2 separate regions of the Homo sapiens genome follow, and region 2 is linked to region 1. Evidence: chromatin loops called from intact Hi-C (ENCODE). Cell type or tissue: endothelial cell of umbilical vein. All regions are shown on one strand. Links, peaks and the distances in the headings refer to the core of each region. The heading gives the core; the rest is flanking DNA. Region 1 holds the start of LOC124903529 (a long non-coding RNA gene). Region 2 has its middle 30 kb from the start of C15orf39.

What was found. A loop is a pair of places that touch in the nucleus more often than their neighbours do. Peaks named below come from ENCODE experiments on the same cell type or tissue, not always from the same donor. Only the 100,000 strongest peaks of a DNase experiment are listed, where the experiment ranks them.
Region 2: it touches region 1 in a loop (3-fold over the local background); 6 of 110 quality-filtered maps call a loop at or near these places.

Annotation. Positions count from the first base shown.
Region 1 is chr15:75,100,778-75,115,605 of GRCh38, forward strand. LOC124903529 (a long non-coding RNA gene) reads left to right here and starts at 6,071. Exons shown (of 2, transcript XR_007064720.1): 1 at 6,071-6,100; 2 at 7,376-11,551. It also overlaps the pseudogene LOC100128721. RefSeq lists enhancers at 10,193-10,262, 12,188-12,277, 12,308-12,357, 12,378-12,447. In endothelial cell of umbilical vein, for the core only: no CTCF peak of the experiment used is centred there; DNase peaks (open chromatin) are centred at 4,254, 7,244 and 7,894; H3K27ac peaks cover 4,932 bases.
Region 2 is chr15:75,164,002-75,178,829 of GRCh38, forward strand. No RefSeq gene overlaps it. Among named protein-coding and RNA genes, the nearest start is that of C15orf39, 30 kb to the right of the region's middle. RefSeq lists enhancers at 13,416-13,975, 13,532-13,631. In endothelial cell of umbilical vein, for the core only: no CTCF peak of the experiment used is centred there; a DNase peak (open chromatin) is centred at 7,740.

The sequences.
Region 1 (14,828 bases), core at 3,224-11,223:
GTGGTCATCTTAGAGATTATAAAATGCATCCTTGATTTATTTCAATCTACATTAAGTTAGAACATTTACAATTTATACTTAAATGATGCAATAACCTTATAACAGTTAACTCCCATTTAGTACCCACCCTCTTTGGTTTTATTGTTGTCATATATTTACTTTTTTGATTTTTTTTGAGACAGGGTCTTCCTGTGTTGCCTAAGCTGGAGGGCAGTGGCATGATCTTGGCTCACTGGAACCTCAACCTCCTGGGCTCAAACGATCCTCCTGCCTTAGCCTCTCCAGTAGCTGAGAACAGTAGCTGAGACCACAGGCATGCATTGCTGTGCCTGGCTAATTTTTTTTAAAATTTTTTATAGAGATAGGGTCTTGTTATGTTGTCCAGGCTGGTCTGAAAATCCTGGCATCGAGTAATCCTTCCACATGGGCATCCCAAAGTGCTGAGATTACAGGTGTGAGCCACCACACTGGGTCTCATATACTTGCTTTTATGTGAAAAATCTTATGAGATGTTGTTTTAAATAGCCAATATTTGATTCTCATTGGACACATTTTTACTCTTTCCTTGTGCTCTTCATTCCTTCTTGCAGTACCATCAGGGCTCATTTTCCATCAGCCTGAAAAATTCCCTCAGCCTGGGCAACATAGGGAGACCTCATCTCTACAAATACTTAAAAAAAATTAGTTGGATATGGCGGTGCACGGCTGTGGTCTCAGCTACTCAGGAGGTTGAGGCAGGGGGATAGCCTGAGCCCGAGAGGCCAGGGATGCAGTGAGCTGTGACAGCGCTACTGCACTCTAGCCTGGGTGACAGAGCGAGAGCGAGACCTGGTCTCAAAAAATAAAAGACAAAAACAAAAATAAACCTTCTCTAGTTTTTCTTTTCTTTTCTTTTCTTTTCTTTTTTTTTTTTTTTTTGAGACTGGGTCTTGCTCTGTCACCCAGGTTGGAGTGCAGTGGCACAATCACAGCTCACTGTAGCCTCGAACTGCAGGGTAGCTGGGACTATAAGTGTGCACCACCACTCCTGGCCAATTTTTTATTTTTTGTAGAGATGTGGTCTTACCATGTTGCTCATATGGTCTTGAATTTCTGGCGTCAAACAATCCTCCCAAAGTGCTGAGACAGGACCCATGAGCCACCGTGCAAACCTCCTCAAGTATTTCTTATAGTGCAGATGTGCACTAGTAACAAAGCACATTCTTTCCGCTTTTGTCTGTCTGACAACATGTTTCTTTTACTTTATTTTTTGAAGTGGGCATATAATTGTAGCTTGGCAGGTTTTTTTTTTAGCATTTTATTTTATTTTATTTTTGGAAGAGAGTCTGGCTCTGTTGCCCAGGTTTGAGTGCAGTGGCACAATCTCGGCTCACTGCAGCCTCGCCTCCTGGATTCAAGCGATTCTTATGCCTCGGCCTCCTGAGTAGCTGAGATTACAGGCATGCACCAGTATGCCCAGCTAATTTTTGTAGTTTTAGTAGAGATGGGGTTTTGCCATGTTGGCCAGGCTGGTCTTGAACTCCTAACCTCAAGTGATCTGCCTGCCTCGGCCTCCCAAAGTGTTGGGATCACAGGTGTGAACCACTGTCCCCAACTCTTTTTAGCATTTTAAAGATGTCATTTCATTATTGTCTGGCTTCCATAGTCTGCCATCAGTTGTATTGCTGGTATCTCTGTCTCTCTCTCTCTTTTAAAATGTGGTTTCTTTTAAGACTTTCTACTTTGTCTTTGATTTTCAGTAATTTAACTGTGATGAGGCTAAGTGTAGTTTACTTTATGCTTACTCTGCTTGGAGCTCATTGATATTCTTGAATCTATGGCTTGATGCCTTTCATCATATTTGTGGAATTCTCAGCCATTATTTCTTTTTCTTTTTTTTTTTTTTTTTTTTTGTTGAGACAGAGTCTCACTCTGTCACCCAGGCTGAAGTGCAGTGGCACAATCTTGGCTCACTGCAACCTCTGCCTCCTGGGTTCAAGTGATTCTCCTGCCTCAGCCTCCCAAGTAGCTGGGATTACAGGCACGAGCCACCATGCCTGGCTAATTTTTGTATTTTTAGTACAGACAGAGTTTCACCATTTTGGTCAGGGTGGTCTCGAACTCCTGACCTCAGGTGATCCGCCCTCCTTGGCCTCCCAAAATGTTGGAATTACAGGGATGAACCACCACGCCCAGCCTTCTTTGTCTTTTCTTTTCTTTTCTTTCTTTCTTTTTTTTTTTTTTTTTGAGACAAGGTCTCATTCTGTTGCCCAGGCTGCTGGAGTGCAGTGGTGCAGTCATGGCTCACTGCAGCCTCACCCTCCCTGGCTGATGTGATCCTGATCCTCCCACTAAAGTAGCTGGAACTACAGTTGTACACCACTATGCCTGGCTAATTTTTGTATTTTTTGTAGAGACAGGGTTTTGCCATGTTGGCTAGGCTGGTCTTGAACTCCTGGGCTCAAGTGATCCTCCCACTTCAGCCTCCCAAAGTGCTTGGAATACAGTCGTGAGCTACCATGCCCAGCCCATTATTTCTTCAAATACTGCTTCTCTCCTATTCCCTCTCTTCTCTCCTTAAGGAATTCCAAACACGTATGTTAGACCTTTTGAGCACATCCCGTGCATCTCTTATACTCAGTTCTGTTTTTCCTTCTATTATTCTTTTTGCTTTGTGCTTCAATTTGAATAATTTCTATTGACTGGTCTTTAAGTTCACGAGTCTTGCCTTCTGCTGTATATAGTCTTTTGCTAAACCTATCCAGTGAGTTCTTAATTTCAAATATATTTTGCAGTCCAAAATGTCAGTTTTTTGGCTGGGTGCAGTGACTCATGCCTGTAATCTCAGCATTTTGGGAGGCTGAGGCAGGTGGATCACTTAAGCTCGGGAGTTTGAGACCAGCCTGGGCAACATGGCAAAACCCTATCTCTACAAAAAATACAAAAAATATCTGGGTGTTCCCTTTTCCCTTCCCCTTCCCTTTCTTTTCCTTTCCTTTTCTTTGACGGAGTCTCGCTGTGTCGCCCAGGCTGGAGTGCAGTGGCACAATCTCAGCTCACTGCAACCTCCTCCTTCTGGTTTCAAGTGATTCTCCTGCCTCAGCCTCCTGAGTAGCTGGGATTACAGGCACCCGCCACCACGCCTGGCTAATTTTTGCTTTTTTTTTTTTTTTTTTTTTTTTTGAGACAGAGTCTCACTGTGTTGCCCAGGCTGGAGTGCAGTGGCACGATCTTGGCTCACTGCAAGCTCGCCTCCTGGGTTCAAGCGATTCTTCTGCCTCAGCCTCCTAAGTAGCTGGGAGTACAGGTGCATGCCACCACGCCCAGCTAATTTTTGTATTTTTAGTAGAGACGGGGTTTCACCATATTGGCCAGGCTGGTCTCGAACTCCTGACCTCATGATCCGCCCGCCTCGGCCCCCCAAAGTGCTGGGATTATAGGCGTGAGCCACATCGCCCGGCCAATTTTTGCATTTTTAGTAGAGATGGGGTTTCACCATGTTGGGCAGGCTGGTCTCAAACTCCGACCTTGTGTTCCACCCACCTTGGCCTCCCAAAGTGCTGGGATTACAGGCATGAGCACCACACCCGGCCAGATACTTATTTTCTTGGCCCATTGAGACTGTGACTTCCTGCTTGGTCCACTTCCTTGCACCTGAGTTTGGGAAATGGCTTCATGGAGAAAGCAATTTAAATGTGAGGCTTGTCCAGGCGAGGTGGCTCATGCCTGTAATCCCAGCACTTTGGGAGGCCGAGGCAGGTGGATCACCTGAGGTCAGGAGTTTGAGACCAGCCTGGCCAACATGGCAAAACCCCATCTCTACTAAAAATACAAAAATTAGCTGGGCGTGGTGGCACACGCCTGTAGTCCCAGCTACTTGGGAGGCTGAGTCAGGAGAATCACTTATATCCAGGAGGCAGAGGTTGCAGTGAGCCAAGATCATGCTACTGCACTCCAGCCTGGGGGACAGAGTGAGACCCTGTCTCAAAAAAAAAAAAAGTGAGGCTCACCTCATGTGCATTCCTTCTCCAACGACCATAACCCTGCATTGGCTGCTGTCCAGTGCCTACAAACTGTTGTTGGATATTCTATTTTGCCCAGTATTTATGGTTGTTTACCATGGTAGGGTAAATCTGAGATCAATGAGTCTGCCTTGGCTGGAATCAGGTTTCTCCCTCAGGGGTTTGAGTGGTTGAGGCTAAGTTGAAAGGGTGTGTTTCAGAGCAGCCACAAAGCTGTCTGGACTCTGAGGTCATGCCCAGGAAGCTGAGAGATGAGGAAATGGAAAAAATGAGTTTGCGGAAGCTGGGAGGACAAGAAAAAGCTGAACAAATGCAGGGTGGTTGTGGGGTGTTTGTGAGGGAAGGGAGCGGATGCTGAGAGAGCTCAGGAAGTGCCATAGGACCACTCACCACACCCTGTTGTCTTGAATCCCTAGTGCCCACACGCAGTACCACTCTCCAGCCCCAGGGTCCATGCCTGGACAAGGTCCAGGTCCTACTCTTGGAGTCCTGTGAGGGCCTGTCTCCCTTACTGATAATAATCCCCCAGACTCAAGGGAATCCAAGGGACCTGCTGATCTGGCAACCAAAAGGACTCAACCTCCCACCACCCCAACAGGTAAAGAAACCAAGGCACAGAGAGGTTAGGTTCCCTTCTGAGGGCCACACAGGAATAAGTTGTACAGCCAGGATAAATACCCACATACTGTAAACTCATGAGCCTGAGCTCTTAACAAATGGGTTCTCCTACCTCCCATGAACAAGCACAATCCAGTCTCTTCTCATGAAAGAAAACCTTCTGGACTCAAGCCCCCAAGGCGGCCCATGAGCTCAAGTAGCCTGTGCCCCCTGCACCCTTGGAAGGCATGAGCTTCCTTGGGCCTATACATGGAAGACAAGGCTCTGAACAGGTAGCAAAAGGTCTGGTTATGAACCTTGCTCTGTTAATGATTTGCTCGGGAACCCCAGGCAAGTCACCGTCCTTCTCTGAGCCTCAGTTTTCCCCAACACTTGTGAGGCTATTGTAAATTGATGATAAACCCATGTGGGAGGCTGGGCATGGTGGCTCATGCCTGTAATCCCAATACTTTGGGAGGCCGAGGCTGGTGGATCACTTGAGGTCAGGAGTTGGAGACCAGCCTGGCCAACATGGTGAAACCCCGTCTCTACTAAAAATACAAAAATTAGCCAAGCATGATGGCGCACACGTGTGGTCCCAGCTACTCGGGAGGCTGAGGCTTGAGAATTGCTTGAACCCGGGAGACAGAGGTTGCAGTGAGCTGAGATTACGCCACAGCATTCCAGCCTGGGCAACAGAGCGAGACTCTGTCTCAAAAAAAACAAAACACAAAAACCTATGTGGGAAACAGCCCTTGGGGCTCCCGGTGCCCAGCAGTGCCGGGCCTGTCACTGACCTTGCTCTAGGATGATTCACAGGGACGTCGTGGGTGGCCAGAGGGCTCGTGGGTGGCCAGAGGGCCCCTTGCCTGCAGCAGCAAGAGCAGAATGGCTGGTGTGCCAAGCTTCGGGGCACCAGTGGGCAATAGGAGAATTCTGTCAGTGCTGGGGAAGGGAGTAAGGAAGCAAGAACAGCCTTCAGGCGTGGGTCTCCCAGCCACAGGGGCTGTAGGGGAGACCCCGGAAGGAGGATGGGGCAGCTGTCTTAGAATACCAATCACCCAAAGGAGCCCATATTCCATGTTTACCAGGAGTACCAGGGTCCTCAATATCGTCTTCACTTGCATTTATTTGCATTTTTTGCTTATAATTTGTCATTTGGTGGGGTCTCATTTCATATCACAGTCTCTACTTTTTCCTCCCTATTTGGGCACAGGGAGAGGTGGACCTTCAGCTAAGTCCTCCTCGGGGAATTTCATTTTAACTCTCAATATACCTTCAGACTCCATTAGACCCAATTTTAATTTTAATTTTTAACCAACCTTTCTTTCTTCTTTCCTTTCCTTCGTTCTTTCTTTCTTTCTTTCTTTCTTTTTTTTGACAGGGTCTCACTCTGTCTCCCAGGCTAGAGTGCAGTGGCACAATCTCAGCTCACTGCAACCTCTGCCTCACAGGTTCAAGCCATCCTCCTGCCTCAGCCTCCCGAGTAGCTGGGACAACAGGTGCGTGCCACAACGCCTGGCTAATTTTTGTATTTTTTGGTATTCTTATTTTTAGTAGAGAGGGGGTTTTGCCATGTTGCTCAGGCTGGTCTTGAACTCTTGAGCTCAGTGATCTGCCTCCCTCGACCTCCCAAAGTGCTGGGATTACAGGCATGAGCCATCATGCCTGGTTGAAGTTTCTTTTTTGAGCAGTTCAAACGATTTATGAGGATTATTTTATTACTTTTATTTTTTCACGGAGGTCTCCCAAAACCAAAGAGAACTTTTATTTATTTATTTATTCATTTATTTTTTTGAGATGGGGTTTCGCTCTTGTTGCCCAGGCTGGAGTGCAATGGCACAATCTCAGCTCACTGCAACCTTCACCTCCCGGATTCAAGTGATGCTTCTATCTCAGCCTCCCAAGTAACTGGGATTACAGGTGCCTGACACCATGCCCAGCTAATTTTTTTTTTGTTGTTGTTAGTAGAGACAGTGTTTCACCATGTTGGCAGACTGGTCTCAAACTCCTGACCTCAGGTAATCCTCCTGCCTTGGCCTCTCAAAGTGCTGGGATTACAGGCGTGAGCGACTGCACCTGTCCACTTTCTTTTTTTTTTTTTTAATAAAAAAGAATGAAGGGCTGGGTGTAGTGGCTCATGCCTGTAATTTCTGCATTTCCAGAGGCCAAGGAGGGCAGATTGCTTAAACTCAGGAGTTCGAGACCAGCCTGGGCAACAGGGTGAAACCCTGCCTCTATGAAAAAATACAAAAATTATTTGGGCTCAGTGGCACACCCCTGTACTCCCAGCTACTTGGGAGGCTGAGGTGGGAGGATTACTAAGCCCAGGATGCAGAAGTTGCAGTGAGCCGCTGCACTCCAGCCTGGATGACAGAGGAGACCCTGCCTCAAAAAAAAAAAAAAAAAAAAAAAGAAGAAGCTTATTTTATCTTGTAATTATCATATGGATCTACTGGATCATTTGTAAATCTAAAATATATTATGAGATCTTCATGATCTTATTTTTCCTATATCATAAAACATTTTGCTATTGTATTCCCTCAGGAACTATTTCATCATTACTCATCAATTATTCCCAACCCATGCTTTGAAAAAAAGACTAAAATAGTAAGAAAACAGAAGAATGATGGAATTGCCTGAATGACTCAATAGTGACATGAGTCATTGCTATTTCACCAATTTTCAGTTTTCTTATTGCCTTGTCCAAAGCATTAGGACCGTCTTTCAAGAAAGTGTAAAAAGTCCAGAGATATCATCTTTGTATTTTTTTTTAGCTTTCATTGCACACAGTTAAGAATTCAGAATTGTTCATTTTCCTACAAAGAGGAAAGAGAAGGAAACTGACAGAGGAAGACATTTCACAGCTATTAGAGCAATCAGTAGATGAATGCAACGCGACAAACAGCAGCACTCTAGACTGTAATGATGAGGTAAAAGCATCGTATGAGCAAAATCTTCAGATGATGACATCATGCATGAATTTTCTCAAACCCAAGAATTGTCCCTATTTTCCCAGGGGTAGGGGAGAACTAGAGAGGGATGGCTCTTTGCCCAGGGTCACTCAGCTCTTGCTCTGTCCTGTTGCTCAGAGATCTGTGACTGAGCCAGCCCCTCCTGTAGCATACAGTAGATGCTGCCCCGCAGGATGGGACAGGGCTGGACCTTGAGGTGAAGAGGCTGTCTGGATACCTGCTCCTGACTGCTAGCTCTTCGCCCACCTCACCTGCCACCTGTCCTTTGGCGTTGGGTTCTTGAGGCCGTGGTTTCCCTCTGGGTGGTGACTCAGTGCCCACAGCCCGCCTTGCATGTGATCTTCCCCTCCCCTGGGCCTCACTGACTGCCCCAGCAAGAGGCAGCTGTGGTTTCCCCTGAAGCAGCAACCACGAACTGCCAAGCCCACCCCACCCCTCCGTGTCCTAGCCCCAACCTCGGGGCCTCAGCTGAAGGAGAGATGGGGAGGCCTCATAGGCCCATGGCACTTGGTGTTTACAACGAGCTTAGCCCTCACAGCATGAGTGTGGAAAGTATTATCCCTATTCAATTGATGAGGAGAGTGAGGCCAACATGTGTGAGGGGCTTATTTCATTTATGCATTCATTTATTCTACAAGCGTCTCTCAAAAGCCCACTAAAACCCAGGACAGTAGACCCAGAGACACGATGTCCAGATGTACCTCAGGAAGGACTGGCCCTGGCGGCGGGAGGGTCGTGAGTGCTCAGCTCTCCAGGGATTGCCCCCAGCTGCAGAGATTTGCCTCCTCTGCCTCGGCCTCCCATGCCTTTCTCTGGGCAGCCTCATATCCAAGGACTAATCCAGCTGGGTACTAATTCAGGCCCGGCTATTTAAGCCCTGTGTGGGGCGGTGACAGGTCATTCGGAGCTCCCAGTGAGGCAGCTGAGGCCAGGGTTGGGCCTGTCTTGCAGCTGGACTTCTTCTCCCTCTGCCCAGTTTGGCCTCTTTGCCTTCCCTTCTCCAGGTGCTGTCTGCAAGAGCTCTCCCTAACAGACATCCCTCACAGTAACTCCGAGCCCAAATCCACTTCCTGAGGAACCCACCCTGCAACCCTCGGCTTTCAAAGAGTGGCCAGCCTCATGGCACAGAGGCATGTAAACCACCCGGGTGGGGAGAGAATAGGCCCAGGGAGACACAGCCACCGGGGCCCAGAAAGCTGGCTTTGGTTTTGTGGGGGGTGTGGGCCGCAGAGTTCAGGATTGGGGCGTGGCAGCAAGGCAGGGGCCCAAGCGCCTGAAAACCACAGCCCACCCCCTTGGCTTGGAGAAGGGCGAGGTCCCCACCTGTCTACCATGATTTTCTCAGACCCAGTCTGCTCCAATAAGCAGCCCCCGCTCGGCTGGACCGTCTCCCAATTTCCCTTCCCAAATACATACTCTGACTGTGGGTCTAGATGCCTCCTACATCCTGAGTGCCTTGTGGCCAGCCAGCAGCAGCAGCAGAGCTGCCCAGAGGAACTGTGCTGGATCTAGTAGGGGGAGAAGGGAGAACAGGCCCTTCTGGGACCCCAAGATCCCGTGCAGGGAGCACATCTGGGTTCCAAACCCACAAAAGGAAACGTGGCCAAGAAAGCAACCAATCTCCACCCCCGGCAGGGTTGGGCTGCACCGCCATACTGTGACTGTGCTGGCTACAGTCCCATGGCGATGGGGAACTCACAGCCCCGTGCCCCTCCAACCAGAGGTCCCTGGGCTGGGCAACTTAGATAATTAGGAAGGTCTTCCTTCCCTTAAGGTCCTCCTCTGGCCTCTGGAGCTATGGGATCTGCTGTTCTTTGGTACCAGTAATCCACATGTGAGGCCCCATTTTTCTCCTAAGTCACTGTAGGATCTTGGGCCTCAGTTCTCCATCTGTTTAGCAAGGGAGAGCAGAGGAGAGCCAGTCCTTCCACTTCCCACCTGCCCTGACATTTTATGACTCAGTGATACACTGACGCCTGTCCCGTTCTGCCTCCTTGCCTTCTCTCCTCCAAGTTGCCCAGCTCCATCACCTTCCCTGCCCCTCCCTTGACCTTCCACCTCCCCTGGGCTGACAAGAGCTGAGGGTGGTCAGAAGTCGGCCCGGCTTCCCACCTGACACAGAGGACTGCTCGAAGGAGATGCTGGTCACTAAGAGCAGGGCAGCAGCTGTAACAAGCCAGCATTCTGGAAGCTCCTGGAAATCATATTGCAGAATGCTGGCCTGGCAAGGGGTGAGGGTAAGGGTCTAGGGTGGGGAACAGTGAGTTCTATATAGCAGGGGAGCCAGGACAAGTGCTGTCCATGCTGGAATGCTTCGTTCTGAGCAAGAATGACATCACAGACAACCCCTGCTCCATGCTTATTACCATGGGCTGCCCAAACCCCCACCCACACAGGGAGGGCAGCGGGAGGGGACAGAAATGAATGGGCACAAGCTGTGGCATAAATTCTGGTGGAGGATGGAGGGAAACGATGCCAGAGCATCTAGCCAGGCCATAGCCTCACAAGCTCTGTCCCTGAGACAGGATTTCTGCAACACTGGAGAGGGATGGTACCCAGCCATCCATGACTTCTGTGCCAGGCCCGACTTGTGTTTAATTGTATACATTATTAATGGAACTGGTGGCAAGGGGCTGGGGCTCAGTCTGTGACCAGCATCAGGGCTCAGTCTATGACCAGGTTCAGTGCTTTATCTAGGACCAGGACCAAGACTCATTCTGTGGTAGGATCAGGGCTTAGTGAGTGATCAGGATGAGAGCTCAGTCTGTGACGAGATCATGGGCTCAAGCCTATAGCTCACATTAAGGATCCCCTCCGGGTGGGGCTCAGAGCCAGGGACATTGTGGAAAGTGTCTGAAGGCAAGGTGGGGTCAGCTGGGAGAGAGGGGAGAAGTGGAAGCATGAAGGCCAAGAGGTCCCTGGGCCTGAGGCCAGCTGTGTGAAAACAGAAAAGAGAGTCAGGACTCCAGCTCTGCCACTCACTGGCTGTGTGATTTTGGAGAGTTACTTCCCTTTTTGAGGTCTATGTTGTCTTGTGCGTAAAATGGGAATATTAGGCCGGGCACAGTGACTCACACCTGTAATCCCAGCACTTTGGGAGGCCGAGGCAGGCAGATCACGAAGTCAAGAGATTGAGACCATCCTGGCCAACATGGTGAAACCCCGTCTCTACTAAAAATATAAAAATTAAAGCCCAGGCGAGGTGGCTCACGCCTGTAATCCCAGCACTTCGGGAGGCCGAGGTGGGAGGATCACGAGGTCAGGAGATCAAGACCATCCTGGTTAACACGGTGAAACCCCATCTCTATTAAAAATACAAAAAATTAGCCTGGCATGGTGGTGGGCGCCTGTAGTCCCAGCTGCTGGGGAGGCTGAGACAGGAGAATGGTGTGAACCCAGGAGGCAGAGCTTGCAGTGAGCCAAGACTGCACCACTGTACTCCAACCTGGGCAACAGAGTGAGACTGTCTCAAAAAAGACAAAAAATGAGCTAGGCGTGGTGGCAAGCACCTGTAGTCCCAGCTACTTGGGAGGCTGAGGCAGGAGAATCACTTGAACCCGGGAAGCAGAGGTTGCAGTGAGCCAAGATCACGCCACTGCACTCCAGCCTGGCAACAGATCAAGACTCCGTCTCAAAAAAAAAAAAAGGGGGGGAATATTAGTTAGGTGCAGTGGCTTACAACGTTAATCCAGCACTTTGGGAGGCCAAGGCGGGAGGACAGATTGAGCCTAGGAGATTTGAGACCAGCCTGGGCAACACAGTAAGACCCTGTCTCTATAAAAAATTTAAAAGGTAGCTGGGCATGGTGGGGCCCGCCTGTAGTCCCAGCTACTTGGGCGGCTGAAGCAAGAGGATCGCTTGCGCCCAGTAATTCAAGGTTGCAATGAGCTACAATTGGGCTACTGGGCTCCATCCTGGGTGACAGAGTGCGACCTTGTCTCTGAAAAATAATAATAATAAAATTTTTAAAAGTGGGAATTTTGACTTCTGTTCTGCCTTTGAGATAGAGTCTTGCTCTGAGTCACCAACATGCAAGTTACTATTTCACAAAGCACCAAGAACCCTTATCAATACCTGCCTCCCAAGATTATTCACAGGAGTGAGAATGCACTTCATGAGACAGCAGAAAAAATGGGGAGGGGTTGTTTGCTCAATTTCCAAAGGAGAATTGCTTCAGACAGGAAAATCTCAAAAGGAAACAGCCTTACTGTTGTCATGGCTTCTCCTCACAGTTCTTCTGGTCAGTTTTTATTCCCCAAAATAATGTGTACAGAGTATTTACAGTCAGAGAATGCTAAAGGATTACAACAAAAATAACACGCTCTTTACCCCACGTCAGCCTGCTCGCCAAAAGCAGCCATTTCAACTTATTCAGTTGTTTCTTCTGGTTTTTACTCCCTAAATAAAGCATTGATTTCAATTCTGGTTATCTCCCAAGAGGTCCAATTTAGATGCTGTCTCTAGGGCTCCCTATTGTGACAGAGGAGGTTCACTTACACTCTTTCTCCTCTCCTTTCAATATCATACCACCACAACTCTTGGTTACATTCACAATCACTAAAAAGTGTTTATGGCTGAAACAACTAATATACTATCTTTTTCAATCTCCTTTCCCCCACAGAGTTAATCATTGTCTCATTTTTTTCACTTGCTTATTTTCTTTGACCCATGATTAGATCTTCTGCAAAAGCCCAGTAAGATAATTCTCAATACTGATTTTCACTATCAGTTCCAGTTCCTTAATTTTTTTTTCCCTTGAGACACCCTTTCTGGAGCCCTCAGTTCTCCTGCCTCCATCTGAGCCAGAAGCTTTCCAGATCAGCAGCACAGTCGTCATCCAGAGGCTTCCCTTTGCCAACATTCTGCAACGTCATTTCTTCTCTTTCCTCTATGGATCTCTGATTTTTCTGGGTTCCATTTCTTCTTTCTTGGTTTATGCCCTTTTAGGGTGGAGCACATCCTCCAGTTCCTTCCTGAGGAAGTTTTCACGGAAGACAATTTTTTTTTTTGTCTGAAAATGTCTTATTTTCTACCCTCACACTGGGTTGATACTTTGGCTGGGTATATAATGATTTTCCCTCAGCAACTTTAAGGCATTGTTTCATAAACTTCTAGTTTCTAATATTGCTGTTGAGAGGTCTAATACTGATCTGGCTCAGATTCTCTCTCTCTCTCTTTTTTCCTTTTTTTTTTTTTTTTTGAGATAAGAGTCTTGCTCTCTTGCCCAGGCTGGAGTGCAGTGGCACGATCTCGGCTTACCTCCACCTCCCAGGTTCAAGGGACTTTTGTGCCTCAGCCTCCCAGGGAGCTGGGACTAGCACCACCACACCCAGATAATTTTTGTAATATTCTTCCCCTGAGATGGAGTCTTGCTCTGTCACCCAGGCTGGAGTGCAGTGGTGTGATCTCGGCTCACTGCAACCTCCACCTCCCGGGTTCAAGCAATTCTCCTGCCTCAGCCTCTCGAGTAGCTGGGATTACAGGTATGAGCCACTATGCTACCCATTTTTTTTTTTTTTTTTGAGACAGGGTCTCACTCTGTCGCCCAGGCTGGACTGCAGTGGCACAATCACAGCCCACTGCAGCCTTGACTTCCCAGGATCAAGCAATCCTCCCACTTCAGCCTCCCGAGTAGGTGGGACTACAGGTGTATGCCACCACCCTTGTCTAATTTTTTTAGTTTTTTGTAGAGCTGGGCCTCACCATGTTGCCCAGGCTGTTCTTGAACTCCTGGGCTCAACAATCCTCCCACCTTCGCCTCCCCAAATGCTGGGATAACAGGCATGAGCCACGGGGCCCAGCCAATCTTTAAGTTCTTTAAACAAATGTTTCAGTTTTCAGAGTATATGTTTTGCCTTTCTTTAAAAAAAATTTATTTCTGGAAGATCTGGGGCTCCGAATCCAGCTAGGATGGCTGTGGTTCCGCTACTGCTGTCTGGGGGTTTGTGGAACACCGTGGGAGCGTCCAATCTGGCTGTTACTCGCGGCTCTATGGTGAAGCTGCTCGAAATGCACTACAGTGTCCATCTGCAGTCACACGATGTGCTCTATGGGTCAGGTACTGGGCAGCAGTCAGTGACAAGTGTAACCTCCATGGATGACAGCAACAGTTACTGGAGAATATGGGTAAGATCACCACAGCTGGTGAGAGGGGAACCCCCATCAAGTGCTGCCAGCCCATCCGGCTGACACATGTCAACACTGGCTGAAACCTCCACAACTTTCTGAAAACCAGGAAGTGGGTGCTTTTGGTGAGGAAGGTGAAGGTAGTCACCTGGATGACTGGACCATACTCTGTAACGGGCCCTACTGGGTGAGAGATGGTGAGGGGTGGTTCAAACATTCTTCCATTGAGGAACCGCTGTCTGTCACAGGAGAACGATATGGTGGACCCATCAGTGGGCAAAAAGAGACGCATGGTCTGGCCTAGCCAAGCCGAGCAACGACTGGAAAGCCATGGAAGGCATCTTCATGAGGCCCAGTGAGTTGTTGAAGGCAGGAGGCCACCATGCAGAGGTAGGAGTCTGGAGGCTCTGAGCCACTGTCACTACACAGTTTGTAGACATCTGTGCTGCTTCACCTTGGGATCCCTGCCACAAGTTCCCCAGGAGTGGCCATGTTACTACTGAGATGAAGATGTGCAATGGAAAACAGTGGCTGTGTTCACAAGCTCCAGCCCTGCACATTTGAATTGGCTGCTCTCCCAGACTTGGGTCAGTACTTTCTGAGTAGAGGACTTGCTGGTGACAGGGTGGATGCTTTTTATTCATACTGGTGTGTCCGGAATTGGTGGGTTCTTGGTCTCACTGACTTCAAGAATGAAGCCACGGACCCTTGCGGTGAGTGTTACAGTTCTTAAAGGCGGTGTGTCCGGAGTTTGTTCCTTCTGATGTTCGGATGTGTTTGGAGTTTCTTCCTTCTGGTGGGTTCCTGGTCTCACTGGCTCAGGAGTGAAGCTGCGGACCTTTGCCGTGAGTGTTACAGCTCTTAAGGCGGTGCGTCTGGAGTTGTTCGTTCCTCCCGGTGGGTTCGTGGTCTCGTTGGCTTCAGGAGTGAAGCTGCAGACCTTTGCTGTGAGTGTTACAGCTCATAAAAGCAAGGTGGACCCAAAGAGTGAGCAGCAGCAAGATTTGTTGCAAAGAGCGAAAGAACAAAGCTTCCACAGTGTGGAAGGGGACCCGGGTTGCCACTGCCAGCTCGGGCAGCCTGCTTTTATTCTCTTATCTGGCCCCACCCACATCCTGCTGAGTGGTAG
Region 2 (14,828 bases), core at 3,953-11,952, 64 kb after region 1:
ACGGTGCCATTTTAAGTACCATAAAAAACATGAAATACTTGGCATAAATCTAACAAAACAAGGTGCCAAGTCAATTCAATGAAGAAATAACAGTCTTTTCAACAAATTTTGCTGGAAGAATTAAACATTCAATTTTTAATTTTAATTTTAATTTTATTATTTTTTGAGATGGGGTCTTGCTATGTTGCCAAGGCTGGTCTTGAACTCCTGGGTTCAAGTGTTCCACCTACCTCAGCCTCCCAAAGTGCTGGGATTATAGGTGTGTGCCACCACACCCAGCTAATTTTTGTATTTTTAGTAGAGACAGGGTTTCACCATGTTGGCCAGGCTGGTCTTGAACTCCCGGCCTCAAATGATCTGCCCACCTTGGCCTCCCAAAGTGCTGGGATTATAGGTGAGCCACTGCGCCTGGCCTAATTTGCACATTTATCAGAACTACAGCCAGATTTGAGAGGTTTGTGGAGCCAACATATGCATTAATCCTATCAAGATCAACAAGTTTAGCTACTTTGCATATAACCAATCATGTGAAGAAATGAATGGCAACAGCCCTAGGGAACCTGTGGCATAATCTGAGATATTATATAGATATAATTTTTTTTGGATATAATATTTCTATATAGTATTTTTTATATATGATATATAACATATTATGTATATACATCAATAGTATATATGTATGTCTTTGTCTCAGGTTCCTGGCACAGAGCTCCTGAAACCCTTGGTGTTTTCTCAGTAATAGAAGTGTGTTTTGTTATTCATAACAAGCCCCTTTGTTATACCTGAATTTATGCTAATGGGGTGACTTTGGGTGGGGCTCCTAGATAGCTACAGGGTGCTGCTCACTAGAAAGAGGAAACGTGATTAGAGGGTGGAAACAGGGAGGGGACCTGAAGATTGGGTTATAAAGACAATAAGGGTTGGAAGCTTCCAGGTCGATGAATGCTTCTAAGTGCTGCAGGTGGGGAGTGGGTGTCCTCGATGGACTTGCCACAACCCACACCCCACATACCTTGACCTAGGTATCTCTCCCATTTGGCTGTTCCTTTATATGCTTTTTAATAAACCTGTAAATGTAAGTAGTGTTTTCCTGAGTTCTGTGAGTCATTCTAGGAAGTTAGAGAACTTAGGGGGTGGTCATGGGAACTCCCAATTTTTAGCCAGCCTAGTGGAAGTGTGGGTAGCCTGGGCAGCCCACTTGTGCTGGCCTCTGAAGCACTCTTGTGGGACTGAGCCCTTTAACTTGTGGGATCTTGTGCTTACTACGGATAGATAGTATCAGAATTTAATTGTTGGACACCTACCTGGTGTCAGAGAATTTATCTTTTTTTTTTTTTTTTTTTTTTTTTTTTTTTGAGACGGAGTCTCGCTCTGTCGCCCAGGCTGGAGTGCAGTGGCGGGATCTCGGCTCATTGCAAGCTCCGCCTCCCGGGTTCACGCCATTCTCCTGCCTCAGCCTCCCAAGTAGCTGGGACTACAGGCGCCCGCCACTACGCCCGGCTAATTTTTTGTATTTTTTTTTAGTAGAGATGGGGTTTCACCGTTTTTAGCCGGGATGGTCTCGATCTCCTGACCTCGTGATCCACCCGCCTCGGCCTCCCAAAGTGCTGGGATTACAGGCGTGAGCCACCGCACCCGGCCAATTTTAAATTATTATAACCAGGCTCAAACACATCTTTATTAATCAAAATAGGAACCATTACAATGAATACATTTTTGTGCTTTGGGATTTGACAAACTCTTGGAAAAGATTTTCTGCATCCTACTGGTTGTGGAAGTATTTTCCATGCAAAAAGTGTCAAAATGCTTGAAGAAGCAGCAGTTTGTTGGCGAGAGGTCAGGTGAATATGGCAGATGAGGCAAACCTTCATACATAGCTCAATTCATTCAACTTTTGAAGCGTTGGTTGTGCAACATATGGTTGGCATTATTGTGGAGAATTGGGTCCTTTCTGTTGACCAATGCTGGCTGCAGGCATTGCAGTTTTTGGTGCATCTCATGGATTTGCTGAGCATACTTCTCAGATGTAACAGTTTTCCAATCCAGAAAGCTGTAGTGGATCAGACTGGCATCGGACCACCAAACAGTGACCATTGTAAAAGTTCAAGAAAGAGGAAAGAAACACGAAACACAGCTGACAGTTAAAGACAGGTTTTCTTTTCTTTCTTTTTTTTTTTTTTTTTTTTGAGACAAGAGTTTCGCTCTTGTTGCCCAGGCTGGAGTGCAATGGCGTGATCTCGGCTCACAGCAACCTCTGCCTCCTGGGTTCAAGCCATTCTCCTGCCTCAGCCTCCAGAGTAGCTGGGATTATAGGCATGCTCCACCACGCCTGGCTAATTTTGTATTTTTAGTAGAGACAGGGTTTCTCCATGTTGGTCAGCCTGGTCTTGAACTCCAGACCTCAGGTGATCCGCCCACCTCGGACTCCCAAAATACTGGGATTACAGGCGTGAGCCACCGTGCCTGGCTGGTTTTCTTTAGATAAAACCTGAGAGGTGCTCCTGGCCGATTTTTTTGGTCAAAAGCGCTTTCTCTTACAGACTAAGAGGATATATTGGTTTTAGGGTGAGGGGGTTTATCAGAAGCTTGGAATGTTTATGTGTAGGGAGAAGCTTATGGCAGGGTTGGAATCTCTCTGGGAGGAGGGGAGGTTATTTTGGGGCAGACATCTTTCCGGCCTGGTGTGGGGTTATCTTGGGGCTAGCATGTCTGTGGTCAGGGAGGAGTTTGGAATGTTTCTGTCTGGAGATGTTATTTGTGGTTTATGGTCATGCTGACCTTAGCCATTAGGCTGATGCCCTTTGGATTAAGCAGTTTTTTATTAAGGTGAACTTTAGAATGAGGGGCTTGTCCAAGATGGCGATGCTCCTGCTCTGTCAAACATGACCCATTTTTGGTGCAAGTTTGGCTTTGGGAAGTGCTTTGGAGCTTCTTCTTGGTCCAATCACTGAGTTGGTCATCGCTGGTTGTATAAAATACACTTTTGTTGCATGTTACAATCCGATCGAGAAATGGTTCATTGTTGTGTAGAATAAGAGAAGATGACACTTCAAAATGACGATTTTTAAAGTTTTCATCAGCTCATGAGCCACCCACTTATCGAGCTTTTTCACCTTTCCAATTTGCTGCAAATGTGAATGAGCATAGAATGGTAGATGTTGAGTTCTTCAGCAGCTTTTCAGGTAGCTGTAAGAGGATCAGCTTCGATGATTGTTCTCAGTTGGTAGTTGTCAGTTTCTGACGGCCAGCCACTATTCTCCTCATCTTGAAGGCTCTCATCTCCTTTGCAAAACTTCTTGAACCACCACTGCACTGTACGTTCATTAGCAGCTCCTGGGCCAAATGCATTGATGTGAGTTGTCTCTGTTACTTTCTGATCCATTTTGAACTCCAGTAAGAAAACTGCCAGAATTTGCTTTTTGTCTAACATCATTTCCATAGTCTAAAATAAACAGCAAGTAACAAGTCATAAGCAAAAAAACATAAAGTGAGAAATGCCCATTAAAATGATGTATAACATAACCACATTTATTTAAGAATGTATTCTAATATCAAACAGTGAGTTCTAAAAATGCAAAAACCATAATTATTTTTGCACTCACCTAATATAATACAATATCTGGGTAATTTATAAACAACAGAAAGTATTTCTCACAGTTCTGGAGGCTGAGAAGCATATTGTGTCTGGAGAGGGCCTGTTCCTCATAGATAGTGGCTTCTGTGTCCTTGTAACCACCCAACAGTTTCACCTTGCCCGTTGCCCAGACAGCTGATTTATCAAGACAGGGGAATTGCAATAGAGAAAAAGTAATTCATGCAGAGCCAGCTGTGTGGGAGAACGGAGTTTTATTATTACTCAGATCAGTCTCCTAAAGCATTCAGGGATCAGAGTTTTAAGGATAAGTTGGTGGGTAGGGGCCAGTGAGTCGCGAGTGCTGATTGGTTGGGTGGGAGATGAAATCATAGGGAGTTGAAGCTGTTCTCTTGCACTGAGTCAGTTCCTGGGTGGGGCCACAAGATCAGATGAGCCAGTTTATCAATCTGGGTGGTGCAAGCTGATCCATTAAGTGTCTGTAAAATATCTTAAGCACTGATCTTAGGTTCTTAAAATCAAAATATCTTAAGCACTTAGATCCCAGGAGTGATTTGGGGAGGATCAGAATCTTGTAGACTCTGGCTGCATGCTAAACTGGAATTTCTAATCTTTTGGCTGATTTGTTAGTCCTGCAAAGGCAGTCTGTCTAGGCCCCAGACAAGAAGGGGATTTGTTTTGGGAAAGGGCTGTTAACTCTTTGTTTCAAACTATAAGTTAGTTCAGCCTACGCCCAGGAAGGAACAAGGACAGCTTGAAGGTTAGAAGCAAGATGGAATCGGTTAGGTCAGATCTCTTTCACTGGCTCAGTTACAATTTTGCAATGGCGGTTCATCCTCACTTAATGGAAGGGGCAAAGAAGCTTCCTTGGGCTTCTTTTCTAAAAACATGAATCCCATTTAAGAGGGCTTTACCCTCATGACTTAATCATCTCCTAATTATAATTTTGGGGACACATTCACACCATAATAGGTCCCCACTGCAGACTGTAATAACTCCGAACTTTCTTACTGAAACCGCCTTTCCAAAATTATGATTGAGACAGTAAAAGAGATCTAACTTAACTGACTCCATCTTGCTTCTAACCTCCAAGCTGTTGTTTTTCATTCCTGTGTGTAGGCTAAGCTAACTTTGGGAGAAACTTAGTTTATAGTTTACGGTTTAAAACAGATGGTAACAGCCTTTTCCCAGAACAGACCACCTTCTTGTCTGGGGACTAGACTGCCTTTGTAGGACTAACATTAGCCACAAGATTAGAAATTATGTTTTAGGAGCCATGCAGCTGGAGGCTACAAGATTCTGACCCTCCCTAAACTGCTTCTAAGATCAGTGTCTGAGATATTTTGCAGACCCTTTTCTTGATGGATCAGCTGGTACCATCCAGATTGATGAACTGGCTCATCTGATCTTGTGGCCCCCACCCAGGAACTGACTCAGTGCAAGAAGACAGCTTCGACTCCCTGTGATTTCATCTCTGACCAATCAGCATTCCTGGCTCACTGGCTTCCCCCAACCCACCAAGTTGTCTTTAAAAACTCTGCTCCCTTAATGCTGGAAGAGACTGATTTGAGTAATAATAAAATTCTGGTCTCCTGCACAGCTGGCTCTGTGTGAATTACACTTTCTCTATTGCGATTCCCTTGTCTTGATAAATTGGCTCTGTCTAGGCAGTGGTCAAGGTGAACTCCTTGTGTGGTTACAAATTTGGGGGCTCATCTGGGATTGCCCTTGTGGCTACCTGCCTGGGTTTGGTGGCCCCTCTCTAGCAATGGATCCAGAGGCCAGCCCAAGCGGCTGCCTAGTTCTTTTGGACTGGGGGCCGACTCTGGTACTCTACTGGTAGGGTGCTGCTGACCCAATGTGCATGGATTTAATTGTAGTAGAGAAACAGTCCTGGGGAGATGTCCCTCAACTGTAGCCCTGTCACAGGGTGTCTGTAGCCCCGTTGCAGGGTGTCTGGGTTGGCGAGTATCCTAGGCTCTGCCAATGCCTCCTTCCTTCTCCTGACTGGTTCTGTAGTTCCATGGTAGGGTGTCTATAGCCCCATTGCAGGATGGGGTGTCTGTCTCGGTTTGGCTCCTGGCAGGGGGTGGTTGGCTCTCCCTAACTAGTAGGAAGAGCCTTGGTTCAGGAGACCTCCACATTCAGGAAGATTTTGAGGTGATTTCTCAGACAAAGAATAGGATAGTTTGGAAGGGATACTCTTAGAGTTCTTGGTTAGGTATCTGATTCGGAAGGCCTTCTGTCCTTGTCTTTGTGTGTGTTTGTATATGTGGAGGGGATCTCAGAAGGAATTGCTGATGGACGTCCAGCAGGCCTACCTCAAAGAACCCTCCTTATTTGTCTGGTTACGTTCAATGAGCCCTGAAGAAAGCTCAACAGGCCTGTCTTGGGTGACTATCTGCTCTTTGCCTTGCCCAGAGACCCCATTGTGAATCATTCGGAGGTCATCCTTCCCCACCTGGAGTAGATCAAAGACAACAAGGACCAACAGGAAGAATGTTGAGCGTTGCCAGGTTGATACTGGGTGCTGAAAAAGGTGACTAATGTCTGTTTTGTTATGTGTATTTTCCTGGGATGGAAAATGTTAATTCGGTTTGCTCCTCAGGCAGTGCCTCCCATGTCTCTTCTGCAGGACAGAAACTTTTATCTAAATAGATGAAATAATTCTATTATATATTGAGTACCTTTATGTTGAATAATCCTATAATATGAATGATTTTGGAATGCCACCCATCTTAGCCTGGGTCATCTAAAAAACAGAGCTTGGGTCAAGGATTAAGGTGGCTGTGGAGGCTAAAGCAACTCCATCTTGGATGCCAACCTGCCATGTTGACTTCTGATTAACCCCTGTTCAAAGAATGCCTCTAAGACTTCTAATTTATCTACTGCTACCATAAACCCTGCTCCTAGGTCAAAACAATCTTATTTTTTGTTTTGGGGAGCGTAAATCCTCCCCTTAGGCAGATTCACATAATACTTTTGCCTTTCCCTGCAGGGCCAACTTCAGTTGTCCTACACATTCTTTCCCTATGGTATATAAGCCCTTGGTCTGGGGGATAATGGCAGGGCTCCACCATCTCCTCTTGCAGCTACTGAGACAATGGCTTCTGTGCCTAAGTTATTATTAAATGTTTCTTTCAGAGAAACTACATTTGTCAGCCTCTGTCTTTGGCCTCTCAGCTTCCTCAGCCTTTAGGGATAGGTTTACATAGGGCTGCTCCCCGGGAACAGTGCCAATACTTTATCTGGGAGATGCCAGCCCAGGATGGTGAGAGTGAAGAATGAGGGAAGTAAGGCCAGGGCAGATGGAATGCAAAGTGGCTGATGTGCTACTGTGCTGGCCACAGCTTCATGGCTAGCCTGGGTGAGACACAGCAGGTCGCTCAGCAGGCATGTCGCTCTGCATGGGGACTTGTCCAGAGGGATGCAGGGAACTGCACCTTGGAGCAGTCCAAGGAGAGAAAAAGGAGGGAGAACTTACCTTCCCAGTTCCTTCCCATCTCCTGTTTCTCATAGGTCAGGTTTCACCTGGCAGGTGCGGGGAGCTAACTCATCCATACTTTTGTGTTTCATCACCGAACTCCTCAGTAGCCAGTTTCATACCTTTTTTGATGTGGAATGTTATCCAGTTCTAAAAACGGAGGAGTGACCTGGCACTGGTCTTATGCCAATCAAGAGAAATGAAGCAGATTGCTGGGGGAATCTGAACAGGCACCCAGGGTTTGCATCTCCAGTTTTTGGGGCTCCAAAATTTTGGAGTTCCACAAATTACTCTGAGGCCAGTAGAGGTTGGTGTAATGAGTTCATCATGGGTTGACACACAGTTTCTCCATCTATGAAATGAGGGGGCTGGCTAAGGATGAGCTTCCTCCACATCGCCACCGTCCCTGCCCCCCACAGTTCTGTTTCCTGGGGAAGAAGGCCAGCAAAGGCCCAGCACAGTCACCTACTTTTCCCTACCATGTCGCCACAAACCACTCTCTCAACACAGCCCGCCAAGGCCCAAGAGTTCCATCCACATTTCCCAGTACCACATCCTGTGTACCAGAAAAAGCACACAGAAGTGAGTCAGACCTTCTCTCTACTATCTGATTGCTAATGATAATAATAGCCACCCTGTTTCCATCCTGTGGTATTGAGCGCCAGCTCTGTGTCCAACATCTACACATGAACATAAACACAGGCAACTTGTTTAATACTCAACTCAATCCTGAAGATATGCATCATGTTCCCATTTTACACATGGAGAAAGTGAGGCTCAGATACGCCCTGGGATTTGCCCAAAATCACTAAGGAGTACACAGGGCCAGGTTTAGACTCAAACAGCCTATGGTTTGAGTTTCTCTCTTATTTTTTTCTTTTTTTTTGAGACAGGGTCTCGCTCTGTTGCCCAGGCTGGAGTACAGTGGCATGGCCACGGCTCACTGCAACTTTGACCTCTCAGGTTCAAGTGATCCCCCAGCCTTAGCCTCCCCAGTAGCTAGGACTACAGGCATGTGCCACCATGGCCGGCTAATTAAAAAAAAAAAATGTTTGTAGAGAGGGGGGCTCTCACTATGTTGCTTAGGCTGGTCTTCAACTCCTGGGCTCAAACAATCTTTCCAGCTTTAGCCTCCCAAAGTGCTGGGATTACAGGCATGCGCCATGGCGCCCAGCCTATGGTTTGAATTTCTGTGGGGAAACCTATAGAAGAACATGCTGGAGAAGGCCCACTATTCCTTCACCATGTGGCTTTTATCAACATGCCATGGAGGTGGTTTGTGTCCACTGCACCTGCACACACTTCAGGACAAGGTTCCCCGGCTGCTTCCTGCCTGTATGTCTGTATGTTTCTGTGAGTGCTGACCTGCCCCAGTGAGGCTCCTGCCCTTCTTTCACAATGCAACACAGTCCTGAGAGCCATGGGCTGGGCCTGGGCTCCCAGCAGCGGGATTACCATCTGGACAGAGCTGGGGGTATGCAGAGTGGGGCTGCTTGCATCAACAGGCTGTGGGGGCGTCTCGTCCTCTGCCCACATTTGCAGCCCTCTTCCCTGGTGAGACACCCCTTCCAGCAGCTGGCCCAGAGCATCTGGCCACTCCTGAGAAATGGAAACTATACCTTCCTGGACTGGGGCCAGCGTGGTTTGAGAAGCGCCCCTTTCAAATTCCCTTTGTCAGGAAGTTGATGCCTGGGCCATCACTCATTCATGTCAAGGGAATGATTATTCTTGATACATGGAAATATTTCTTAAGCCAAAAAGCTGTTGTTCTAGATTTACTAAAACTAGGTCAATAATTTGGCTTCAATCCCCAGGACAAATATCAGTATGGAGAAAACTTTTACAGTTGTGGGTATTCTCTAGACCAACGAATGCAACCAATTATACATTGCACAGATGGGCAGTGAATTGAGTGTTTCAAAATGTTATCTTTCACCTGTTTAGAAACAAAAGGTCAATTTTTGGAAAGTATTTCTCAAAAAGAGAAAAGCGGCACCATGCAGATATAAAAATGGAAGCAATGGTGCAGATGGTGGATGATAAATTTCTGTAACAAAGGCTGTATTTTTTTGTTTGACAAGTTTTTGCCAAGTTGCGTGCATGCTTCCCCAAAGTAGGGGAGATTTCTGAGGAGGGAGGTGAGTCACCTGGCCTTTACTTCCCTCAAGGCACCCAGGTTTCTCTAATGTGGGGACTAAAAGACTAAAGTTCCTAAGGAATGATCCTGCTGGGCCACTCTTTTTTTTTTTTTTTTTGAGATGGAGTCTCACTCTGTCACCCAGGCTGGAGTGCCGTGGTGCAATCTCGGCTCACTGCAACCTCCGCCTCCCGGGTTCAAGCAATTCTCCTGCCTTAGCCTCCTGAGTAGCTGGAATTATAGGTGCATGCCATCACGCCTGGCTAATTTTTGTATTTTTAGTAGAGACAGGGTTTCACCATGTTAATCAGGCTGGTCTCGATCTCCTGACCTCAGCTGATTCACCCGCCTCGGCCTCCCAAAGTGCTGGGATTACAAGCATGTGCCACCATGCCCAGCCAACCTGCCCACCCATTCTTATCTCACTTGGATAACACATATAGTAAGGCCCCCTTCAGTGCAGCCCACAGACAGAGCCCTGCACTTGGAAGGGCCCAACCAAGCTTGGTTGAATGCACTAGGACCAAGCAGTACTTTGAAATTCTTCGTAATTTAACTTTGAATTTGTCTTTTTTTTTTTTTTTTTTTTGAGACAGAGTCTTGCTCTGTCACCCAGGCTGGAGTGCAGTGGCGCAATCTTGGCTCACTGCAACCTCTGCCTCCTGGGTTCAAATGATTATCCTGCCTCAGCCTCTGAGTAGCTGGAGCTGGGATTACAGGCACGTGCCACCATGCCCGGCTAATTTTTGTATTTTCAGTAGAAACGGGGTTTCACCATCTTGGCCAGGCTGGTCTTGAACTCCTGACCTCAGGTGATCCACCTGTCTCGGCCTCCCAGAGTGCTGGGATTACAAGTGTAAGCCATCATGCCCAGCCAAATTTGTCTTTTGTAAGTGAAGTCCAATGGGGTCATGTAGCACGTGCTGAGGGCTTGGAATCTTGGCCTGAAGCATGGTCATGCCTCCTGCCACCTCCATGCTTCCCTGGAATGAGTTCTTGGCTATCCACTCCCTCAACCTCTGGTGCCCCAGTGCCACCCAGCCCCCTTGTCACCCCTGCCCTGCAACACTGCCACCCTTTGCTCCCTTGAGGGCCTGGGTGGGGGTGGGTGCGCCAGGGCCAAGTACATGCACCCCACAGTGTCAGAGCGGACAGGTGGTGGCCGTCCTGTCCCAGGCTGGCAGCAATATGCCATGTTCAGTGGGTGGCTTAGGGAGGGTGAGCCTCTCTCCACTCCTATCCCAGTCCCTAGTGCCTCCTGGCTACGAGGTTGGGACATAGTTGGGACTGTGGGCCTTTAGGAAGGGAAGATGCCTGCCTCTACTTCCCAATAAGTCTGTCTGGTGGCTGCTGGAACGGGGAGCCTGGTAGTTACTAGGTTCCACATGTGCCACCTCCCCGATCTGTGAAGGTCCGCTCTTGCCCTGTGCGTGTCCCGAGCTGGAGGGAGTAAGAACATTAAGTGTAAATTACCAAAAAACGCAACACCATGACAGGTTGTGAGAGGCATCATGGAAAAAAGGGAAGACATTCCCCCATGCATTTTGAACAGGGAACCTGCAATTTCATTTTGTATTGGGCCTTGCAAATTATATAGCAAATCCCACAGGCAGTGCTGTGTTGTGGCCTGCCAGCTCTCACTAGGTCACAGTTCACTTTCTGTGATGTCATGTTGGTAGCTTTGAAATGGCCACGGTGGGCCGGGCGCGGTAGCTCACGTCTATAATTCCAGCACTTTGGGAGGCTGAGGCTGGTGGATCATCTGATGTCAGGAGTTCGAGACCAGCCTGGCCAATGTGGCGAACCCGTCTCTACTAAAATACGAAAATTAGCTGGGTGTGGTGGTGGACGCTTGTAGTCCCAGCTACTCAGCAGGCTGAGGCAGGAGAATAGCTTGAACCCAGGAGGTTGAGGTTGGAGTAAGCCAAGATCTTGCCATTGCACTCCGGCCTAGGCAACAAGAGCGAAACTTGTCTCAGAAAAAAAGAAAAAAAGAAATGGCCATGGTGAGTATTAACAGCACGGAAATAGGGCAAACACTGCAAAACAGAACTTTTATTTTATTTTATTTTATTTTAGATGTAGTCTCACTCTATTGCCCAGGCTGGAGTGCGGTGGTGTGATCTCAGCTCACTGCAACCTCTGCCTCTCAGATTCAAGTGATTCTCCTGTCTCAGCCTTTTGAGTAGCTAGGACTACAGGTGCGTGCCACCTTGAACACCCAGCTAATTTTTGTATTTTTAGTAGAGATGGGGTTTCACCATATTGATCAGACTAGTCTTGAACTCCTGACCTCAGGTGATCCACCTGCCTCGGCCTCCCAGAATGCTGGGATTATAGGCATGAGCCACTGCGCCTGGCCTAGAACTTTAAAAAAATGTATGTAGAGCTGGTTTTTAACATTTACCAGCATAGCACTGTATAGAGTACCCAATAAAAGTCGGAAACTTCTTATCCTTGTTAATTTAATTGGTTAAATAGGGCAGGCCCAAACTTCTAGGAAGACAGTGCAGAGGCATGGAAGGAAGGCTAAGGAAGAAAACAGCTTAGTAAGTGCCAGGCACTGGTCCAAACCATTTCACCACCTTTTCAGGAATGAGGAAATAAGCTCAGAAAAGTAGTGGGACTCAACCAAAACCACACATCAGGCCAGCTACTGAGCTAACATTCGGACCCAATGTCCTAGCTCTTCTCACAGCAAAAGGAGAGGTGTTCTTTTTAAAACTAGAGATAGGGTCTCACTATGTTGCCCAGGTTGTTCTCAAACTCCTGGGCTTAAGCAATCCTCCTATCTTGGGCTCCCAAAGTGCTGGGATTACAGGCATGAGCCACCATGCCCAGAGAGGTTCTTTAGAGTCACATGTCTCTCTCTCTCTCTTCCTTTCCTTTCTTTCTTTTTTTTTCTTTTTTTTTCTTTCTTTCTTTTTTTTTTTTTTTGAAACGGAGTCTCACTCTGTTGCCCAGGCTGGAGTGCAATGGCACAATCTCGGCTCACTGGCAACCTCCACCTCCCAGGTTCAAGCAATTCTCCTGCCTTGCCCTCCCAAGTAGCTGGGACTATGACTATAGGCACATGCCACCACGCCTGGCTAATTTTTGTATTTTTAGTAGAGATGGGGTTTCACCACGTTGGCCAGGCTGGTCTCGAACTCCTGACCTCAGGTGATCCACCTGCCTTAGCCTCCCAAAGTGCACAGGGCCTCGCACAGGGTTCTGAACTCCAGGAATAAACTGGGGCTCAGGAGTAGGCAGGAGGGGGGCTGGCGAAGGACCTAGAAGTTCCCACCCTGGGCTCTTGATCTCTTGCAGTAACTTCACAGCCTGAGGCAGAAGCCTAGATGAATGAGAAGCAGGACAGAATGTTCCAGCAGCCACCAACTAGAGCAGAGACACAAATATTTACTAAGCCTAGGGGCCTCCCCAACATGCCGGCAGAGTTGGAGGGAACAAGTGTATGAGGCCTCTCTCTGTAAGGGCAGGGAATACATGGCAGGGAGAAGCCCCATGGAGAGGTCTCCCCTGACTCCAGCCTATCCGTCACATTGGTATATGAGTCCCTCACACCCTCAAGTATGTAAAGCCAGTCACAAAGCACCTTCTCAGCCATGGGCAGCGTGGGGAGCTGATCTCCATCTTATAAATGAGGAAACTGAGGCCCACAGAGGGAAGATAACATACCCAAAGCCAGAGGGCTGGGAAATGCTAGAGTCTGCAGTGGAAGGCTGGACTGGAAATGCTGCCCCCAATACCAGTAGTCTCCAATCCTGCATCTGCCCACCACACCCCCTCCCCAGGAACTTCTCTTGACCCTGGCTGGCCTCCTCCCTGACTGACCCCCAGACCCTCTTCTTTGGTGAGATCTTTTGCACCCTTACTTCCTGCAGCTCCCGGGCTGTTCTCTTCCCAGGTTAACCTCCCCTTTCTTCTTTTTTTTGAGACAAGGTCTCACTCTGTCACCCAGACAGGAGTGCAGTGGCACGATCATGGCTCATTACAGCCTTGACCTCCAGGGCCCAAGCAATCCTCCCATGTCAGCCTCTCAGGTAGCTGGGACCACAGGCATGTGCCACATTTTTAATTTTTGGTAGAGATGGTGGTCTCACTATATTGCCCAAACTGGTCTGAAACAATCCCCTTCCCCAGCCTCCCAAAGTGCTGGGATTACAGGTGAGTGCTATCCCACCCAGCCCATCCCCTTTCTTCCTATTTCCCACCTCAGAGAAGCCTTCTCACCTCACACCTCTCTCTCCAAATCGTGCCCCTCCTCCCTCATCTAGCTGAGGCCTGGCCTCTTATCCAGGAAGCCCTCCTGGACTGCTCCCAGTTACAGGGCTCTTGGGCTCTCAAGATTGCATGAAGTATGTTCATATTGTACTGTCTATTTAAAAAAAAAAAAGCGCATGAGAGACTAGCACACGGGTTTAGGTCCTAGTTGCAGCTGTCGCCAACTTCCTAGGGTGACCTCAGGCTCCCCTGCTCTCTCTGAGCCTCAGCTCCCTCATCTGTAGGCAGCCTGCCTGCCTCACCAGGGAATGGAGAGTCTAGATGAGAAAACCCTGGCAGTGGGCACAGGTCACAGCTGTTGGGGTTTTTGCTGGCATCAGCATTGCACCCTCTAGATCTGTTCCCATCCATTACCATCTGGCCACACACTGCCTTGTTCTTGCTCTCCCCTAGGGGTGGGAGGCCTGTGTCTGGCTGGAGAGCCCAGTTCGAGAGGGTGCTGTGTGTGCAGGGAGCCCTGCTGTTCCCCACTGGCCCCAGTGAGCCAGGCCCTGGCTTGGGGCTGGAAAGAGCCCAGGACTGGGAATCGCTGCCCTAAGTGAGGAGCCCCAACCCCTAAGCAGTTCTGCCCTTCAGCCCTTCAGGGTGTTAACTTTGCCTAGCCAAGAGCAAACTCTCTTTCTCTGTGCCAGGAGTAGTAGAGCCCCTGGGAAATGCTGTTTTTGTCCCCTGAGGCAGACTTTTGGGGAGTCCAAAAAAGGGCTCCCCACGGTGCCGGCTATCACAGAACAGGAGACAGGAGCAGGAGACAGGCCGGGAAGATGCGGCGACTGGGGGACCGGATAGGAGGGCCCTTGTCCTGAGGCTGCGTAGGCATAGCAAGCTCCGGGATTTTACTTCGTTGGAATGTTCTTTTGAGCTACTTTGGGGGCCGTGACTGAGAGAGCTCGTGGGGGACTCAGGCCCTTTCAGAGTCACCCGTGTGGCTCGGCCACTGCGCCAGGTCTTGGAACATCTAAGGCAGAAACAGGACCAACACCCGCAAGCCTCCAACAGCCCCTGGGGCTCCGTCCAGCCGTTGGGGTGGAGGGGTTGGGGGGAGGTGCAGGGGCGGGCACTGTGGGGGGTGGGGCGGGGCCGGTGGCCGCGACTCCACCCCGCGCCCCTAGTCGAGTAAACAAGCCACGGGCGGCGCCTGGGGGCCGCTCCTGCAAGCCGGGGCGCTGGGTTACATCACGGTTCCCTGGAGACTCCCGCCCCAGCGGCCGGGTCCCTGAGGCCCGCGCCCGCCCGCCGCCTGTGTCCGAGAAGCAGAGAGCTGGCAAGGGCCCGCCAGGGCGGGAAGGCTCCCACGTTTTCTCCGGAGGCCCCTGGGACTTTGTTGCAATTGG